2 separate regions of the Mus musculus genome follow, and region 1 is linked to region 2. The links are chromatin loops, found by intact Hi-C in ENCODE. Cell type or tissue: left cerebral cortex. All regions are shown on one strand. Each heading gives the region's core, and the rest is flanking DNA. Links, peaks and the distances in the headings are about the cores only. Region 1 has its middle 36 kb from the start of 3110083C13Rik. Region 2 has its middle 33 kb from the start of Gm25614.

Region 1 (9,154 bases), core at 787-8,786, 580 kb after region 2:
ATGATACAACCCACAGTCCATAGAAGTTTAACAAGAAGGAAAGCCCAAGTGAGGATGCTTCAATCCCACTTAGAAAGGGGAACAAAATAATCACAGGAGATGGAGGAGGGAGGAGCCTGAGTGAGAAAGGGGAGAGGGAAGAGAAAAGGGGGGCTGGATCAGTTATGGGAGGAGACAGGAGAGAAGCCCAGAGGGCCAGGAGAATTAATGGAAATATGCAGCTTCCAGGTGTGGGGGTTGGGGGGGGAGCCTCTAGAAAGTCATAGAAACCTAGGATGCGAGAGGCTCCCAGGACTCAATGGATGTGACCTTAGCTGAAATGGCCAAGAGTGGGGAGATGGAACCTGAAGAGACTACCTCCAATAAATAGAAGGGCCCCCAGTGGAGGGATGGGGTCACTAACCCACCTCCAAAATTTTTGACCCAGAATTGTTCCTGTCTAAAAGAAATGCAGGGACAAAAGTGGGTCAGAGACTAAAGGAAAGGTGACCCAGTGACTGGTCCAACTTGGAATCCATCCCATGGGTGGGCACCAAACCCTGGCACTATTGGTGATGCTATGTTGTGCTTGCAGACAGGAGCCTGGCACAGCTGTCCTCTGAGAGGCCCCACCATCAGCTGACTGAGACAGATGCAGATACTTACAGGCAACCATTGCACTGAGGCTGGGGACCCCTATGGAAGAGTTGGGGAAAGGATTGAAGGAGCTGAAGGGCATAACAACCCCATAGGAAGACCAACAGTGTCAACTAACCCAGACTCCTGGGAGCTCCCAGGGACTGAGCTACCAACCAAAGAGCGTACATGGGCTGGTCCATGGCCCTTGGCACATATACAGCAGAGGACTGCCTTGTCTGGCCTCAGTGGGAAAGGATGTGCCTAATCTTATGGAGATTTGATACCCCAGGGAAGAGGGATGCCTGGGAGGTGGGAGAGCACCCTCTTAAAGGCAAAAGGGAGGGGGTGAATAACTCTGGGAGGGAGTACCAGAAGCAGGGCAACATTTGGAATGTAAGTAAATAAAATAATTAATTAAAAATTTTAGAAGGAAAGGAGGAAAGAAAGAGAGAGGGGGAGGGAGGGGGGAGGAAGGAAGACAGGCAGACAGAAAGAAGGAAGGAAAGAAGGAAGGGAAGAAGGAAAGCAAAGCAAAGCTGATGGTTTCCTTTCCTCCTCTTACAGCTCCACACGGCAATGAGGGCAGCCAAAGCAGAGGGCAAATGTGACAGGACCCAACTTGACTGGGCACTGTTAGCCCAGCATACCTAAGGCAGCTGCTGAAAAGGGAAACTCCCTTTTGCACCTACAATTATTTTCATGCACTAATAATATACATTAAATTGGTCATTTGTGAGCTGAATTCAGCACTGGCTCCTCATTTTGACCGAATAAGGGATCATTTTCTAGCGAAATTATATTTTACAAGCAATTTCTGTGTCTGCATACCTTAGCTGAGACAAACACTTAACACTACAAATGACAGCAAAAGCTTTCTTTAACACTCCGGGACAGTGTTGGGGATGTAGCTCAGTGGCAGAGTGCTGACCTAGTAAATGCAGCCCTAGGTTGGATCCCACGCACTGTGGAGAACCCAAAATAAATTGAGGTCACTAAGTGCATCTGGTTCTTCACCTTCCATCTTTAATCTTTACTCTCCTAAGACTGTAAATCAACATGAACCATTATACAAATTCCAAACAGCTTATCTTGTTTCTTCTTCCAACTGTAAATTGTTTGAGTCGACCAAAGGTTCTCAAAGAAAAACACTATGATGGTGAGCAAGACTTAGTTTGCCCTCATCAAGAAAGCTTCTTTTTGCAGCAGATAGAGGCTCTTACAGAGATTCAAAACTGGTTGGAATGAAGAGGAATAAATAGCCATGGGGTAGCCAGCTGCATCCGGTATGCCCACATTGCAATCCCAACACCTAAGGCTCTGAGAGCACCGCAGAAGGAGTAAAAGACTGTAGGAGCCAGAGGGTCAGGGTGCCAGCTGCAATATAGTATCTTCTGCATACAGCAAGACTGCCGCACCCATTAAATCTCAGCAATACAGTTACATAAGCCAGACTTGTATAGTGACAGCATCAGTTGATATGCCAACATGGATGGGGGAGATTTCACATGAGTCCCCCACCCCTAGCTCACAGACTACAGGCAATCAGTGGATGCTGAGAGAGAATCAGTCTTCTTCAGGGATGAGGCCGCCCCACACACAGACCCAAACTATCCGATCGTAATTAGTCAGCCTTAAGCACTTGTACATTTGAATAACACTACGTTGTCTAAGGAGGCACATGTGACAATAATGATAGAAGAAGAGATAATGAGTTTGGAAGTGAGTTGGGGAAGAGCTGAAGAGAAGGAGAGGAGAGTAGAAATGACGTAAATACAGAATGAAATATCAAAACTAAAAATAATAAATTAAACTAAAGACAGTTTACTTTTGAATCCACCTAATTTTCCACCTGTGTTTCCTTATGTAGTTTTATTCTCAGAAATATTTTGCATGCCCAGATACTCAGTAGTAGAACACTTACTTGACATGCAAAAGACCCGTGGATCAATCCTAGCACAGGAATAAAATACACACAATACACACACACACACACACACACACACACACACACAAATACAGAGAGAGAGAGAGAGAGAGAGAGAGAGAGAGAGAGACAAATGAATGCTTTGCAGTCCATTCACCACCTCTGGCTTTGCACACAGAGAATAGTCTGTGAATCCATATTACACTAAATTTACTAGTGTGTTAAATTCAGTGAAAAATAATCTAACCACATGGTTAATGAAACAATTCTGGTGGATAAATAGTACAGAGTTATACTCAGTGTCCAAACTAGGATGAGGCTAGTCCAGGATGAACAGGCCTCCCTCTCGGGGACTCACCATGTGTACACACATCTATCTCTAAGAGAGGCCCTCAATCTTCACACATGGGTCACCTCTTCAGTCACCTGAGTCACACCCTTCTGGGGTGAAGTTACTGTTGTCGTGAGCGGACAGCACTGGCCATACTAACACATGAGATAAAGCCAAGTCACCGTGAAGGAGTCACCAGGAATTCTCCTGCACCTTTAAAATATGGGGGTTTCCTAGGTAAGGACTAACCACACCCACATTGCTGAATGTGTGTTGAGACCTGTGATAACAAACTGTTATTATTTTTTAAGTATTTTTATTTTAAATTGGGTCATGATAATTGTGCATAGTCAGGGGATCCAGTGTGACATTTAGAGATATGCATGCCATGTATCAGATCAAGGTCACTGCCCTATCCATCACTTTCCCTGTGATAGTTTTCATCTTGCTTTATTTTTGTAGTGCTGGCAATAGAATCTGGGGCATTGCATGAGCTGGGCAAATACTCTAACACTGAGATACACCTCCAGACCCAAGAATTGTGTTTAAGTCTTACTCACCAACCTTCCTGTGGATTCGCAGCTCTTCTATGCTCTCCCGTCTTTTGTCCCTTTGTGTTTCTCCTCAAGTATTTGTAGACTGTAAAGGTCAAGTCAGAAGCTCGAAAGGACCCATGGCTGTGATGTTTATTCACTTGCCATCCCAAACCTCATTTCTGCAGCCAGGCACAGCATCACATCTCCCTCTGCATCTCTCTCCTTCCACAAGAGGTGCAAGCCACATCCAGCCAACCACGCTGAGGTGCTGGTCAGTCAATGGACATTACAGGCAGGCCTGTTGTTGCTCAAATGAGATTAGTCCCTAACTGATGCACACGGGGTCTCACTGAAAGGGCCATTCTGTAATTGTTGCCATTACTGCAGTGACCATGAGGTGGTCACAGAACCTTCCTGGAGGGACTAGGACTCTCCAGAGGCCGGGTCACTCATGTAGAACAGCAGGCACTGTGCTAATTTCCAGGCTCCCAGCCATTAGGGACAGAAACAGCTCGTTAGAGGTCCTACCCTTTCAACGCCAATTACCCCAGGATAATGACCCAACGTAGAGCACCCTGGGAACTCTTGGGACTTCACACATCCCTCTCTCATTCATGATCTCTGCTGATGACAGCTACAGACATAAATAAACCAGGCCCTCGCATCTCACAGCCAGGTTGGGTGACATGGTCAGTCATGTGAACATGGGGTCATGTTAATTTAAAGACTGAGCATTTTAGCATGTGTCTTAGAGAAAATGCTTACACTCTGTCTGCGTAAGAGGATAGCCCGGCACACTGTTCTGTTGTGCTTTCCCAACCCCCATCCCTATCCCTCTGACGAGGAACAAACTTTGCAGCGAGGCACAGCAAAAATCAATAGTTTCAGAAGTGCTGGTATCTCTACTTTTCCTTTCTTTATGCCTGTACATGTGTGTATACATGCTCAAGTACACATGTATGTTTATCTCTGTTAAAACAGAGTACCTCGCTGAGCCTGGAGCTCACCAGTTCTGCCAGATCAGCCGGCCAGTGAACTGTAGAGATCTTCCCATCTCCACACTGAGATCTCAGACTCATATAGCCCCACCTGGATTTTCTTGTGCACGCTGACAATCTTGTGCACTTGCCCCACCCCCAGGACACCCATTCCTGTCTCCTCACTAAGCCATCCTCCCAGATCCTCTAGTCTCTGCAGAAAACCATACAGAATTGGAAAATTAGCCCACCTGTCCCCTCAGCCCGTGACATATTTATTTAGCAAGAAAAAGTTATGGTGGGAGAGAGTTATGGTGAGGAAAAAAATGGAATTCTCTAGAAAAGCAGAAGAAAAAAAAAGAAACAAGAAAAAAACACTGCTTTGTGTGCCAGTGTACCCGAACCCTGAAGCATCGCAGAGCCCTGTCCTCGGGGCCTGACTTTTGATACTTTAACCCAATGTCATTAAAGTTTCTCCTTTTCTTTGCTCCCTTTTGCCTGGTTCAATATTCTTTTGCAAATTTACACCCCAGTTTTGGGGAGTTTCCACTTGCTTCACCCACTCTTGGCGGCAGTGTACTCACCCCCACCCCACACAGGCCCTCCTCTGGGACAGACAGCCCCTTTCTTACTCCCAAATGCCATCTGAAAAGGAGCCAAGCCACTCAGGTCCCAACTTGTTGCCAGCGAGGTCTCCAAAGCACCGTAATAAGAAAATATACCACACAATTGTTTCTCCAGTTTAAATGAATCAACGAGTTGTTTTCTGTGTTATGTAAATACTCTTTCAAATATGCACAGGCATATTTTTGAGACGATTTCACTGACAGATCTTGTTCATAGTCACTAATGAAGAAGATGTTTTTGCAGATAATCCAAATAGCATCAGGCTCATAAAAGGATACTGTTAGCAGAAACACGGTCCATGTTTTTCTAGTGCCTTAACCTGGCATCCCAAAATCCCAAAAGAAAAAGACGTAACTGTTTGGAACGTCATGGAACCATCAAAACTACATGAAATAAACCCTGAAATGATAAAACAGAAGTCACTCATGTTTAATTTGTGGCAAGATGAAAATACAAATTGCGTTCACGGATAGAAAATATAAACGAGGAATCTAGGCTCCCTCGTGTGGAGAGAGCCGGTACTACCCAACCTAATTTACCCTCTTTGCTGAACCAGTGTCCCAAATCCTGTGAATATATTTAAGGCCATTGTTACTCTAGTGAGTATATACCTTCCTCGACAATACCATAATAATTTCTTTCAGCCTACAGTCAAAAGATCCTTTCTCCAAATATCCTGTTCCTGGCCTAGCTCAGCAGGCCCATCTGCAGGTTACCATTGCAGAAACTTCCTGAAGGGTGATTCCTGATGTCAAGACCACTGTGGGTTGCAGAGATGCTAAGTCAGCTCCCTTAGGACCTGCCCGTTTGGGAAGATGCTAAGGCCATCATAGACTTATTCGCCCACGTCTGATGAATTGATTCTTGCCCTTTTCAACACTACATGAGTGTTAGCTTACAGGAAAGCAGGTCTATGACCACGGTGATCCTCAGAGTGGCCATACTGCTGATCTTACGCCTTGAAGACATGCCAGGCCAAGAACTCCTCCACAGCATTCAGTCCGATGCGGCTGAATTGCTTCCATCTCATCTGAACTTGGTTAAGCTCTCGGTGCTGTGAGGACGATGACCGTCCTTTCAGCTGTGGCATCTTGCAGTTTCTGACACGCGTGGCACGCTTCATAACAAGGTGTCGCCTATGTGTCAATTCTACCCCCACATAAGGCTTGCTAGAAGGAACAACTGAGACAGACACACAGGGATTAATGTGCATATTGGAGCAGCACCTAGCAAGAGGTGGTAAACGCAGATCCTCTTTGCCAGCTGAGCGAACGGGCAGCCCAGCCTCTTAGACGCTGAAAGGCTGTTTGGCGGGTGCATCTTCACCCAAGTTTCAGGAGACATCAAGCTGTTAAAGGCTGATCCACCATGGAACTCCGTGGGAGTCCGTGGTCCTGGAGTCCTAAGGGCTTGCACCTCTCCCCTGCTACCAAGCCATGTTGAGGCTGTTGGTTTGAGGAACACACCTTGAGAGCAGCTGATGCAATGGTTTAATTCTCACCCAGACTACATTCAGAAACCACTGGAAGACGTCTGAAATTTTGGATTTTCCAGAACACACCAAAGGAAGCCAAACTCAGTGAGGGCCTGGCCTCTTCCCCTCCGCCCCGCCCCCTCCCCCCAGGCAGAAGCTTCTGCAGGCAGAGGAGCTTTAACAAGCACAGGCCACGCATGGCTCTGTAACAGGAACACGGACTAAAGTGCATGCCTCTAACTACAAAGTATTCTCCTCTATGACTCCATACATCCTCAAACAATCCTTGGAATAAGAAAAAGAAGAAACAAAGAAAGTATCCTCCGTCTTAAAGAGTCATGTGGTAAGTGAGAGTTCTTGGGCTTCAGTCTTTTTTTTTTTTTCTGTTTGCTTGTTTGTTTTGTTTTGTTTTGCTTTTGTTTTTGTTTTGAGGGTGTTTGGGTGTTTGGTTGATTGGTTGGTTGGTTGATTGTTTGGTTGGTTGGTTTGGTTTTCTGTTGTTGTTGTTTGTTTGTTTGTTTTTTGTTTTGTTTTGGGCCATATCAACTTTTGAGTCAAACTTGGAATAGATGCAAGATCCAATTGGAAAACCAGAGGTGCATCTTGAAAAACAAAATGTACCACTTGGTGATAGAAACCACAAAGAGTAGCATGGAGTAACCTAAAGGTTAGCAACAACACCAATCTGCCACTATCCAAAACTCAAAATCAGGCAGCATTCCTGGAACCAGGGTCCAGTAAGGAATCATGGGAGAAGCTGTGGTGGACTGTGGGCTTGGTGATGGGGAAGGGAAAGGCAGGGCAGGATGGCAGGAGATGGGAAGGGGGGAGGGGGAAGAGAGATGGGAGGTATAAGGAGGGGAAAGAGGGGAAATGGAGGAGAAAGAGAGAGAGACGGTGACAGAGACAGAGAGAACCTGCCTTCTCTCTCCCTGGCAACCTCCAACCAGAGCCTTCTGAACCATCCAACGCAGAAGCCATGTGACCTGGGAACTTGGGGAATGCCGCTTGCTCAGCTCAGCAGCACAATGGAAACTGGATAACAACAGGAAGACCAAAACTGATCCCATGGGGTGAATCCTTGGGCAAGTCACCCCACTTCTTACAAATGCAATGTTCTAATCAATCCAATGGAAATCACCACGGGTCTGGATTCAGTGACTGAGTTCCGCCAGTCTAGTTCTCCATTGCCTCAAGTAAGCATCTCACTTATCTCCCCTTTTCTTTGGTCCTCTGCTACCAAGGAATGTGGCCTTTCTGCTCTCCTCTAAGTGATAAAAATTCTAGGGAATGATGGATTCATGCATCAGCAATGCCACCATTCCCTTGATCGGAACTACACATTTTCCCGTAAGTCCTTGTTGCTGCTGTTGCGAAATCGGATATTATCAAATCCTATTGCCAGCCTTTGCTAGGGTGAGCACAGGTCACTGCGGAGCCTGTTGCACAGGTTCAAAGTCACTGCTATAGATGTTGTCACAGAGGTGTGAGGTGCAAACAGGACCCCAAATATTACAATGCCATTGGAATGGTGGCTACATGCTGTAGGATTCACCAGCTTCTGACCCCTTCTAGAATGTGGAAAAGGTAAAGCATTTTCCCAGGGTATTTTCAGGCACACATGGGGTACTTATTTTTACATCATTAGTTTTTATTTTCAATCAGAAACAGTATATTCATCTTCTGATCACCTTCAATTGGAAGAAACCGAATGCACCTCATACAAGAATTGATCTATTAAAAGAAAGAAAAAAAAAACATTGCAACAGAAAACAGAAAAGAATGAGTCAGATCTGGTGGCATTGACCTGTGATCCCAGCTACCAGGGAAACTGAGACAAGAGAATCACAAGCTGGAGACCAGCCTGAGCTACATAATGAGTTAAAAGGCATCCTGGATAACTAAGCAAATCCCTATTTCAAAATAAAATTAAAAAAAAAAAATGAAAAGAAAGAGTTAGTGAGATGGCTCCATGGACAAAAATGCTTGGCTGGCAAGCTTGGTGACCTGTGCTGGACCCCTGAGTATGGTGATGGAGGGGCAGAACTGACTCCCTAAACGTCTCCTTTGACTTCCACTATGCACTGCGACACACGTACATTGGCACGGACAAACACACGCATGTAATAATAAATAAAGGCACTTTTTAAAAAGTAAACTGAGAATGGGGCTGTGACTTAGGGGTAGAGCACAGGGCAGCATGAGTGAGGGACAGTTCCCAGAACCACAAAAAGTGGGAGAGGAGGAGATGGGGAGGGAGGGGGGCAAGGGAGAGACGATGGGGGCGGGTTAGGGAAGAAAAAAGAAAAAGCAGAGGTATAAAATATGGTTTTGTGATGACTTGGTAAGAACTTAGCAAGACTTCATTAATAACCTTGTGTGGCAAGATTTGTTTCTCATTAGACTATTTGATAGGAAACAGAATTATTAAAGCCCAATAACAAGTTGGTGCTTTGGGAGGCAGCTAGAGAGATGGCTCAGTGGTTACAAGCACTTGCTGTTCTTTCAAGGGACCTGAATTCAATTCTCAGCAGCTACATGGAGGCCTATAACCATCTGTAAGTCCAATTTCAGGGACTCCAACATTCTCATAAAGCCCTCACAGGCATGTGCTACACAGACTTGCGAGCAGGCAAGACACCCATACACATAAATATTTAAATAAAA
Region 2 (9,154 bases), core at 306-8,305:
TGTTCTTTACTGGCTTGCCTCCCCTGGCTTGCTCAGCCTGCTCTCTTATAGAACCCAAGACTACCAGCCCAGAGATGGTCCCACCCACAAGGGGCCTTACCCCCTTGATCACTAATTGAGAAAATGCCTTACAGTTGGATCTCATGGAGGCATTTCCTCAAATGAAGCTCCTTTCTCTGTGATAACCTCAGCTGTGTCAAGTTGACACAAAACTAGCCAGTACAGTTACACATGGCAGACTAAGTTTCATTTGAAAATAAAAATCCAGAGCTGGGCTTGCAGCCAATGGTGGAGATCTTCCCCAGCATTGGAAATACCCTGAGTTTGCCTCCAGTACTGTTGACAATACTATTGACATTCTCAGTGTCCCTCCTTACTCTTCTGAATATCTGGATGACATACCTTCTCTATTCTGTTCTTTCTCAAAGAAAGGACACCCCTCATCAAATAAAAAGAATGTGACACAGTTTTGCTTGGGGAAACCACTGAACTGTATAGCTCCAGTGAACTGTCTCCAAACTGAACAAATGGAGGCTGAGGGACAATGTGAGTTTTGTAGGTATCCCTCCTTTCTTGGAGACTCCCAGGAACAGGCTTCCTGGGGGTCAGAGGACAAGTGGATGAGAGAGAAATCAGAAGGGCCCAGGGCACAGCTATCCAGTGGTGCTAAATATTTCTGGACTTCCTTTTTAAACAGGATACAGTAAAACGGGCAGAAAAAGAATTGTGCAGAACCTTTGCCAGTCGGGGAATTTGCAGCTCACATTATTTGCCATGTTCCACTTAACAAAGCTAGCCCTCATCCCTGGTGAATAAAGGGATGCGTCAGCACCCCACAAACAGGAACAGAATGGCCATGTCACCTCCTAAAGGCCTGGTGTGTGCAAACCCAGGTTTGCTTCAAAGCCAACATGTGGGACCAATATTTGTATCAAATCCTCTTACTGTGAAATGGTGTGTGTGTGTGTGTTTGTATATACATGTGTAGGTATGCATGTACATTAATGTGTGGGAGTGTGTGTACATGTGTGGGTGCATATGTTGACTCATCACAAGTTAAGAAATTCAGAGGGTACAAGGAGTCCCACTTACAAGATTAATTTTGAGTGCTCATGGTTTCCCATTATCTCCCAGTTGTACAAAACTCACAGTGCTCATCAGTTGGGCACAAGGACAGCAGTTGATGTTGGCTTTCTTCCTGTCACTTTTGATACAGGTCAGTCACTGAATTGCTCACCAATTCTACTAGAGTAGAAAGCCAGGAAACTCAAGGGATCTGTCTAGGTTTGTCCCTCTCCCTGTATGATTTTCTACAAGTGCTAGGGATCCATCTGCTTGCAAAGAATGCACTTTCCAGCTAACTCCTCTCCCCAGCTCTGCCAGACTGGCCCCCTCAGCTTGCTACAAGGTGAGTCTCTCATTACCATGGCTGTGATATCAGCCGGTGCCTTGCAAGTCATAGTGAGATCAGATGTGGTGTGCATGGGTACAGATTCAGTGGTTGAACAAGGGCACCCAGGGGACATGCACAATGAATGCCCTGCCTCTGTCTCCACTGCCAGAGCCCCAGGGAGATTCTATACAACACCAGCTTTCCTGTTTTCCCCTTGACTTTCTGTGTTCGCTCTAGACCAGTAATATTGTCAGCAGTCCAGCCTCTGTTCTTAGGTCATGGACACATGCTGATCATAGCCAACCTCTAGCAGTTTTGCACACTGCAGATCATGGACTTGAACTATCTAGGTCTAAGACTTGACAGTTGTTTATTTGCTCTGTCACTTCGGGTCACCTGTTTTAAAGTTTATATCAAAAAGCTATATTAAGAATAGAATCTAGAGAAACATGCAGGAGACATCACATACTGTGTATGTATGAGCTGAGGTAGTGCCAAGGGATAGATACCCTGTCACTCAGTACTGCTTTTATAGGGATTACTTGGCTATGTAGCCTGTCCCCATATGATTCACTTTATTTACTTTGGCTGAGTTGCTTCCCATTGAGATGCACACTGAAGGTCACCTGGGGGAAACAAATGGTTATGCAAAATCTTTTTTTTCTTTCTTTTTTCTTTCTTTCTTTTTTTGTTTTTGTTGTTGTTGTTGTTGTTGGGTTTTTTTGGTTTTTGGAGAGAAGGTTTCTCTGTGTAGCCCTAGCTGTCCTGGAACTCACTCTGTAGACCAGGCTGGCCTTGAACTCAGAAATCCATTTGCCTCTGCCTCCCAAGTGCTGGGATTAAAGGCGTGTGCTACCATGCCCGGCGGTTATGCAAATTCTTGACCACAGTCTGTGTCTCACCAGAAACAACTGATTACTACTCTGCCTGTAGCTTTCTCTTACCAGTTTCTACCCGTTTGTAAATTCATTCCCATGGCCCTCAACTCTCTATAAATTCACATTCCTCTGAAGATTCCCATGAACCAGCCAAAATACTACCTTATGACTTTGTTAATTAACATGGTAAATAAAATATTTGACTCATTTTTATTTCCTTTTTGTATGTAAATCATATTGTTCCCATTTAAGCTTTAACCTCTAGTGGTTACTAAAGTAAGTGTGTGTGTGTGTGTGTGTGTGTGTGTGTGTGTGTGAGAGAGAGAGAGAGAGAGAGAGAGAGAGAGAATCATTTGCACATGTTCATGTGTGTTGTTCATATATGTAGGTCTGGGTGTGAACATATGTGTGCACGCATGTGGAGGTAAGAGGTGGACATGGAATATCTTCTATCACCCTCCACCTTATTTTGGGGACCAGATCATTCATTGAACTTGGAGCTCAGTGATTCATCTAGAGTACCCAACTAACCAGTGAGCCCCAGCCCAAGCCTCCTGTCTCTGCCTTCCTGGATCTTTATTATAGGTGCACTCTGCTGTGCCCAGTGTGTGCGTGGGTGCTGGGGAACCAGACTCGGGTCTTCACACTTTCGGGTCATGCGCTTTACAAACTCAGCCACGGTTCCGTGCCATCCCACCACTCTTCATTTATTGATTTCCATTTGACAGCTACTGCAGTGATCTGTAGTGCCTGGCTCTGTTAGCTCTTGACATGTGTTTGTAATTGCAGCACTGCAGATCCTGCCCCATGTACCATGTTCAGATACAGTGTGGCCTCTGACCACTCTCCCAGCCATAAGGAAGGGCTTTCCCCTCATGTTTCCAAAAGTACAGAGAACACAGAAACCTACACCATGTTTCTTCCTTTGACTTTCCCCAGACATTTTTTTATTGAACCATTTGACCATTTTACAGGAAACACCCTATAGAAAGGTGCCCCTTAACTACAGATGGATCTAAAAAGTATTGAGAGATTTGGTTACTTTTCCATCAGAGTTGTAACAAGGGGGTTACCGAGAGCCATTTGGTGGCCTCAGATTTCAAGTCTGTAAGTCACAAGAAAATACATGTCACAGCACACAGGGCTAATGGACTTAGTGACACCTTTGATTCTTACACCTTTGATTCTTTTGTGAACTCAGATTTCACAGGCTGACTGAGATGAGCCCAAACTGTCCTTTACCACCCAGGTTCTCTTAAATGAGCAAACCAGGGGCCTTGTTGGGGCATGGGAGAGTTTGGAGGTGAACCCTCCATTCTTCTCTTTAGAGTGCTTTTCTGTAAGAGCACCTGTAGATGGGCATCAGCTAACCTGAGAAAACCCAGACTTAAAAGCCGTGACACTAAGGGGACACACAGAGGACCTGATGGAGCCCCAGCAGCCTCACTACCCAAGAAAGGTGAGGTGGGGCATGGCTTTCGGACATCGTCGCAAACACAGCCTGACCTTACGGGACTGTAAATGCTCGTCCTGGTAGGGTTATTTTAAATCAAAAGCTGACGTGCCCACAGCTGCAGAAGGAAGGAATGCCTAAGAAAATAAATACTAGTTAGAGGATGATTTAATGCAGTTTGCTGCAGTGGGTGGAGGCTGGAGGCAGTAGCTTTTAACAAGTTTTATTTGAAAGACTAACTTGGTGTGGTTGTCACGACAGTTGTGTTTGTAGCTGGCGTTGTATTGCTAACAGATGGAGCCCTGGCAGCCTCCCCTGATCCAGGCAGACACTCTACAAGAGTGACCTCGAAGAGCGATTCCAACGCTAACCTTATTACCCCGGCATCCTCCTCCATGTTCGTAAACAGAATGCTTTATGAACGCAGCTCTGGTCAGAACACCAGCAGAAAGATTCACTGTCCTCTGACTTTCATCTTTGTTTATCCTCTGAGATTTTACTAAAAACTATGTCAAATCTGGAGAGAGTTACTGCAGGAAACCAGTGGAGTGCTTGGCAAATATCCCCTTCCAAAGATACCCTCCTTAGTCACCAAGCCACCTCCTATAGTAGCACAGGAAAGTGTCACAGATCACTAGGAAAGTCAAGCCATTATCAGAGCATTTGCCTTCCTGAGAGTGAGAAACAGAGCCAAGCTCTGTGGGAGGAAAGATCCATCATCTCACCTGGAAGCAGAAGCTGAGCATTTTGCTTTGTATTGTTTTAGTTTGGTGAGATAGGTTCTCACTCTGTAGCCCAGGCTGGCCTCAAATTCACAGCAATCCCCCTGCCTCATTCTCCTAAGCGGGAGAACTATAGGTGTGAATCACCTGGCCCAGCTACAGGATTTTACTTTTGTCTTTTGTCTTTTTTTTTTTTTTTCTTTTTGAAGCAAAATCTCATGAACTCTGCTGTATTTTGTAACAGAACATTATGGCACATAGAGACATACACCCGAACAGCTTCAGCCAACAGTGGAAACAGCAGCGGGGAACACCCACCAACAGGTTCTCTGTGGACACAGCAGCCCCACCCGCTGAATTTCCAGAAGAAAGGATTTTTTTTTCTGCTAAAGCAGCCTCACCCCTTCAGGCCAAGGTATTTGGTCACTCAGTGCTCTCTCTCTCTCTCTCTCTCACTCTCTCTCTCTCTCTCTCTCTCTCTCTATCTATCTATCTCTCTCTCTCTGGACAGAGACATGCAGCTTGGATACCCATTAACCTTCTGCTATTAAAAAAGGGAAACCCATCTGGGAACATCAGATGTTCTCTGCAGATCTCGCTGAATAGTTAACAATGGTTCATCCATTCTTAAATAGTTTGGGGTAATGTGTGGAATGTTGATACAAATCATTAGAAGAAACACCACCGCCTTTATGGCATAGGTCCCCAGAGCCTTACCTAGCCATTCAAACAGCTGCACACAGAGGATTGCGCTCTCATCTTTTTGGCCTGTTTGAAAACTTCTTCAAACTTTAACCGTTATTCCTTAAAGCTTACAAGGGCTCATTCCTTCCTTAAGCACCCAGCAATACACAGTGGGGCAGGAGGCCTAAATATTGAGAGTTCCTGGGAAAGCCATCAGGAAATGCTGGCTTTTAAAATCAATCTCAAAAGAAGAAGTCTTCCAACAAAGAAAGCCTGTCTAATTCCTCATTGAGTGTAAAGCATTTTGAAATATTTGCCAACACAGTGAGGACTGGGCGACAGGATGTGGGTCTTTTTACTGGTGGCATCTGTAAGGACTAACTACCTGTTTCCCCTGCTGCCCTGGACAACTGCAGGGAGCTCAGGACTCATGGCCTTGCCCAGCCCGTTAGCTGCTGGCCTGGCCTGGTGGTGACTGAGGAGCAGGACAATGGAGACCAAGATTGATTTGCATCTTTAAAAGTTAGCGTGACTTGTAACATCTCTGAAGAGCTCAGATTATCAGACAGTGGAATCGGGAAATGTGTGCTCTGCCTCGCAGGCCATAATGGTCATCTGCTGCTGCCTGAGTCCCCAGACAGTCATTGTTGTCAAGGACTCGTGGGTAGTTTTGTTTCTCATCCTTGATTCCTGATTTTATTTAAAATGTTCTGCATTTTCTGGGAGCATGCACTTCCTAGTAAGTTTCCTCTACACCCTACCGTCACTTTGTAAATACCTTTTTTTGAAATGAGAGTTAAGTTGTCCTAACCTGAGCATGCCCCTCTTCCCTTCAAGGCTCCAGACTAAAGCACAGCATAGATTCTTAAGCCAGGTTCCATGAAAACTCTCTGCCAAGGGGCCCATTAGTACCATTAGGCGTTATCAGAAATCATTCCCTTTGTACTTCTAATTTATTTATGCATTGAAAACAGTTTGGGAGACTGGAGAGATGGCTCGACAGTTAAAAGCAGTGGCTGTTCTTGCAGAAAACTTGGGTTTGATTCCCAGCATCCACATGGTGACCGCCAACCATGTCTTACTCAGTTCCAGGGGGTCCAGCTCCCTCCTTTGACCCCTGTAAGCACCAGACAAGGACATGGTGAACACACATACACACAGGCAAGATACTCATTCATATAAAGTAAAGTAAATAAGGCTAAAAGATATTTTAAATTATAAAACATCTTTTTCTGGGAAAAAGACTATCAGATTGCCAAAAAAAAAAAAAATCTTTTTTAAAAAAAAAAAGCTAGAACAAAAGAGAACAAGGCTAAATTTTCTTCTCTTGCTTCTGCTTCTGCAAGGGGCAGACTTGTATCTTTGGGCCTTAGTTCTAGCTATCCCCTCTTTTTCTAAGGTTCTCTTCAATGTCTGGCTAAGGGGGGGAGGGGTGGCTTGTAAACAATACTTTGACATCGAAAGTCTTTGTTTTAGACCCAAGGAGAGTCTTAATACAGATCTAAGCCATTTCTGTTTTGTTTTTGTTTTGGTTTGGTTTTTGGTTTTTCTTTATTTGGACCAAACTGCCTGACTCATTGTTTTCTCTGGCTTTTCTTGTGGACCGATATACTCTATTTTTTTTTTTTTTTCTTTCTTGCATTACCCTGGAAAGCTGAGAATATGGCTTGGCCTTGAGGGGTGGGGGTAGGGGGAGATGCAGGCAGGTGGGTGCTAAAGTCTTGTAACCTGAGTACTGGAGCCATGCTTTAGGAAAAGCTAAGCCTTTCCCGGTGATTCGGGAGGAGGCATGTTTGAGACTTCAAGATTCATTCAGAAAGCACACTCATGTTTTTCACTCATAAAGAATGATTCAAGGAGATTCTTCTCAAACACTCACTGATGAGTTAACGAATACTAAAGATGAGCTAAAATGATGGTGTATAATAAGTACAGGCAGCATCTCTCTGATGACATGGAAAGTCACCCAAGTGGCAGCACAGGGTTGCCATAACAATGGTGGTGTCCTTTAATCTGCAGAGAACACGCAATACATGTGGTGGTGATCTTCAGACTAAGGTCACCACCCTACCACTGAGAACTAAATGCTAAGTGCTGGCTATGCCAGTCAGTGCCTGTAATCTCAATACTCCTAAAACTGAGGGAGGGGGGTTGCAAGTTCCACACTAGCATGGGCTACATGGTGTGACTGACATGCAAAATGAAAATAAGTCAATCATCCCAACGAAACCTCTACAATACCAAACATGGGAGCATTCGAGAAAATAAAAAAAGGGCCCAGGTAAGCTGAATAAAGCCACAGTTCTTTCTAAGACAACCGCAAGGTTGGACCAACAGGACACCAGATAAGGCTAGGAAGCTTGGCAATTAAAGATCAAGTGGCAGAATAGACTTCTCACTACTCCAACCCAGGAAGCATGAGAGAGTTCAGACCCAATCCAGCCAGTCTGCACGGGCTTCGTTTCCACAAAGCAAGAAAGCTGAAACATACTTGCCGTTTTGTGATGGAAACACTGTCATTCCTGCTGAGCTTTTCCACAGGGCTAGAGTGCTTGGGAAAGTGAGTCCACAAGGACAAACTTCCAGCCTTTTATAAAGACTTTCAGGAGAAAATGTATCTTAACGGTGGTAGGAAATGGAACACAACTAATTCAGGAAACTGATAACAATTATTACTCAATGAAGCAACTTTTAATAACAAAGTTGGTTGTTATACTGCATCCTCCCTTGGTTTGGCTTCAGAGACTGCCCTAGGAAAACACCTGCTTGCTGTTGGAAATCAGAAGGCTCTGTTGGCAAGTGTGTCTGTCCCTCAGCATTTTGCTCATTGTAGCAAATACCCGAGACAATCAACTTATAAACAGTAAAGGTTTCTCCAAAAATTAAAGGAGATCATTAGGTTTTATTTAAACAATATTATCTATTGCAAAAATAGTATGGTTTTTAAAACACAATAAATGCCCAGAAATTTTGTCACCTAATTCTTCTGTGCATCTATTCAGGAAACACACACACTTCTGTGCATCTATTCAGGAAACAAACACACACACACACACACACACACACACACACACACACAGAGAGAGAGAGAGAGAGAGAGAGAGAGAGAGAGAGAGAGAGAGAGAGAGAGAGAAGGAGAAGTTAAAAATTAAATAGATCTAAACACATGAGAAAATGCTTCATAATTATAGCCTTTTCTGCTTGGAAAAGCAGTTCTGATCAATTCTGAGGAAATTGTATGAAATCTTTTCTGGGATCAGATGTGCATATTTATATTATAATGGATGTATACAAGTTCATAATTTTTACATATCTTGTCAGCTTGTTACTATTCATTCTATTCATTTGTACTTATATTACTTTTATTTCAAATTCCCTGTGTTGATATTTACCAAACAGTACTAGATTTTTTTTTCTAGTAATATTTCCACTTTTCCAAAATTGTTACTTTAACTTTTTTGCATTGTTTATTAGGGCAATAGCTATAACTAAATTGAGGGATTTTGTTTGTTTGTTTTACTTTTTCACCAGACAGCCCTTATCTTCTGTATTTATTTTTATTTGTTTTAAAATAGTCTGTATGCCTATGATTTTGTGTCAGGGTATGTGCATATGAATCCAGTTGCCCAGAGAGGCCAGAAGAGGGAGTCAGGTCCCCTAGAGCCGGACTTCACAGGCTGTTGTGAGCCTCCTGATGTGGGCGCTAGGAACTAAACTCAGGTCCTCTGCAAGAGCAGTAAACACTCCTAAATATTGAGGCCTCTCAATCAACTGGCATCTTATTCTGGCTTTTCTTTTGCTATCTTTTCCCTCACATATTTCCTTTACTCTACTCTACTCTCTGCCTTCTATTTGTTCTTTATTTCCTCACTGTAAAGTATACATTAACCAACAAATATCTGAAGTACACTTGTTGTTCGTATTTTAAAAGCTGAATTAAAATATTTCTGAAAATAGAGAAAAGGGTTATTTGGTCCCTCACCTTGGGAGTTTCAGGACATGTTTAGCTGGCTATGCTGCTCTT

What was found. A loop is a pair of places that touch in the nucleus more often than their neighbours do. Peaks named below come from ENCODE experiments on the same cell type or tissue, not always from the same donor. Only the 100,000 strongest peaks of a DNase experiment are listed, where the experiment ranks them.
Region 1: a loop joins it to region 2, with 2.2 times the contacts of the local background. A loop is called at or near these places in 8 of 42 quality-filtered maps.

The regions. Positions count from the first base shown.
Region 1 is chr14:58,031,151-58,040,304 of GRCm38, reverse strand. No RefSeq gene overlaps it. Among named protein-coding and RNA genes, the nearest start is that of 3110083C13Rik, 36 kb to the right of the region's middle. In left cerebral cortex, for the core only: a CTCF peak has its summit at 5,528; DNase peaks (open chromatin) are centred at 4,521 and 5,513; H3K4me3 peaks cover 319 bases.
Region 2 is chr14:58,612,699-58,621,852 of GRCm38, reverse strand. No RefSeq gene overlaps it. Among named protein-coding and RNA genes, the nearest start is that of Gm25614, 33 kb to the left of the region's middle. In left cerebral cortex, for the core only: no CTCF peak of the experiment used is centred there; a DNase peak (open chromatin) is centred at 3,956.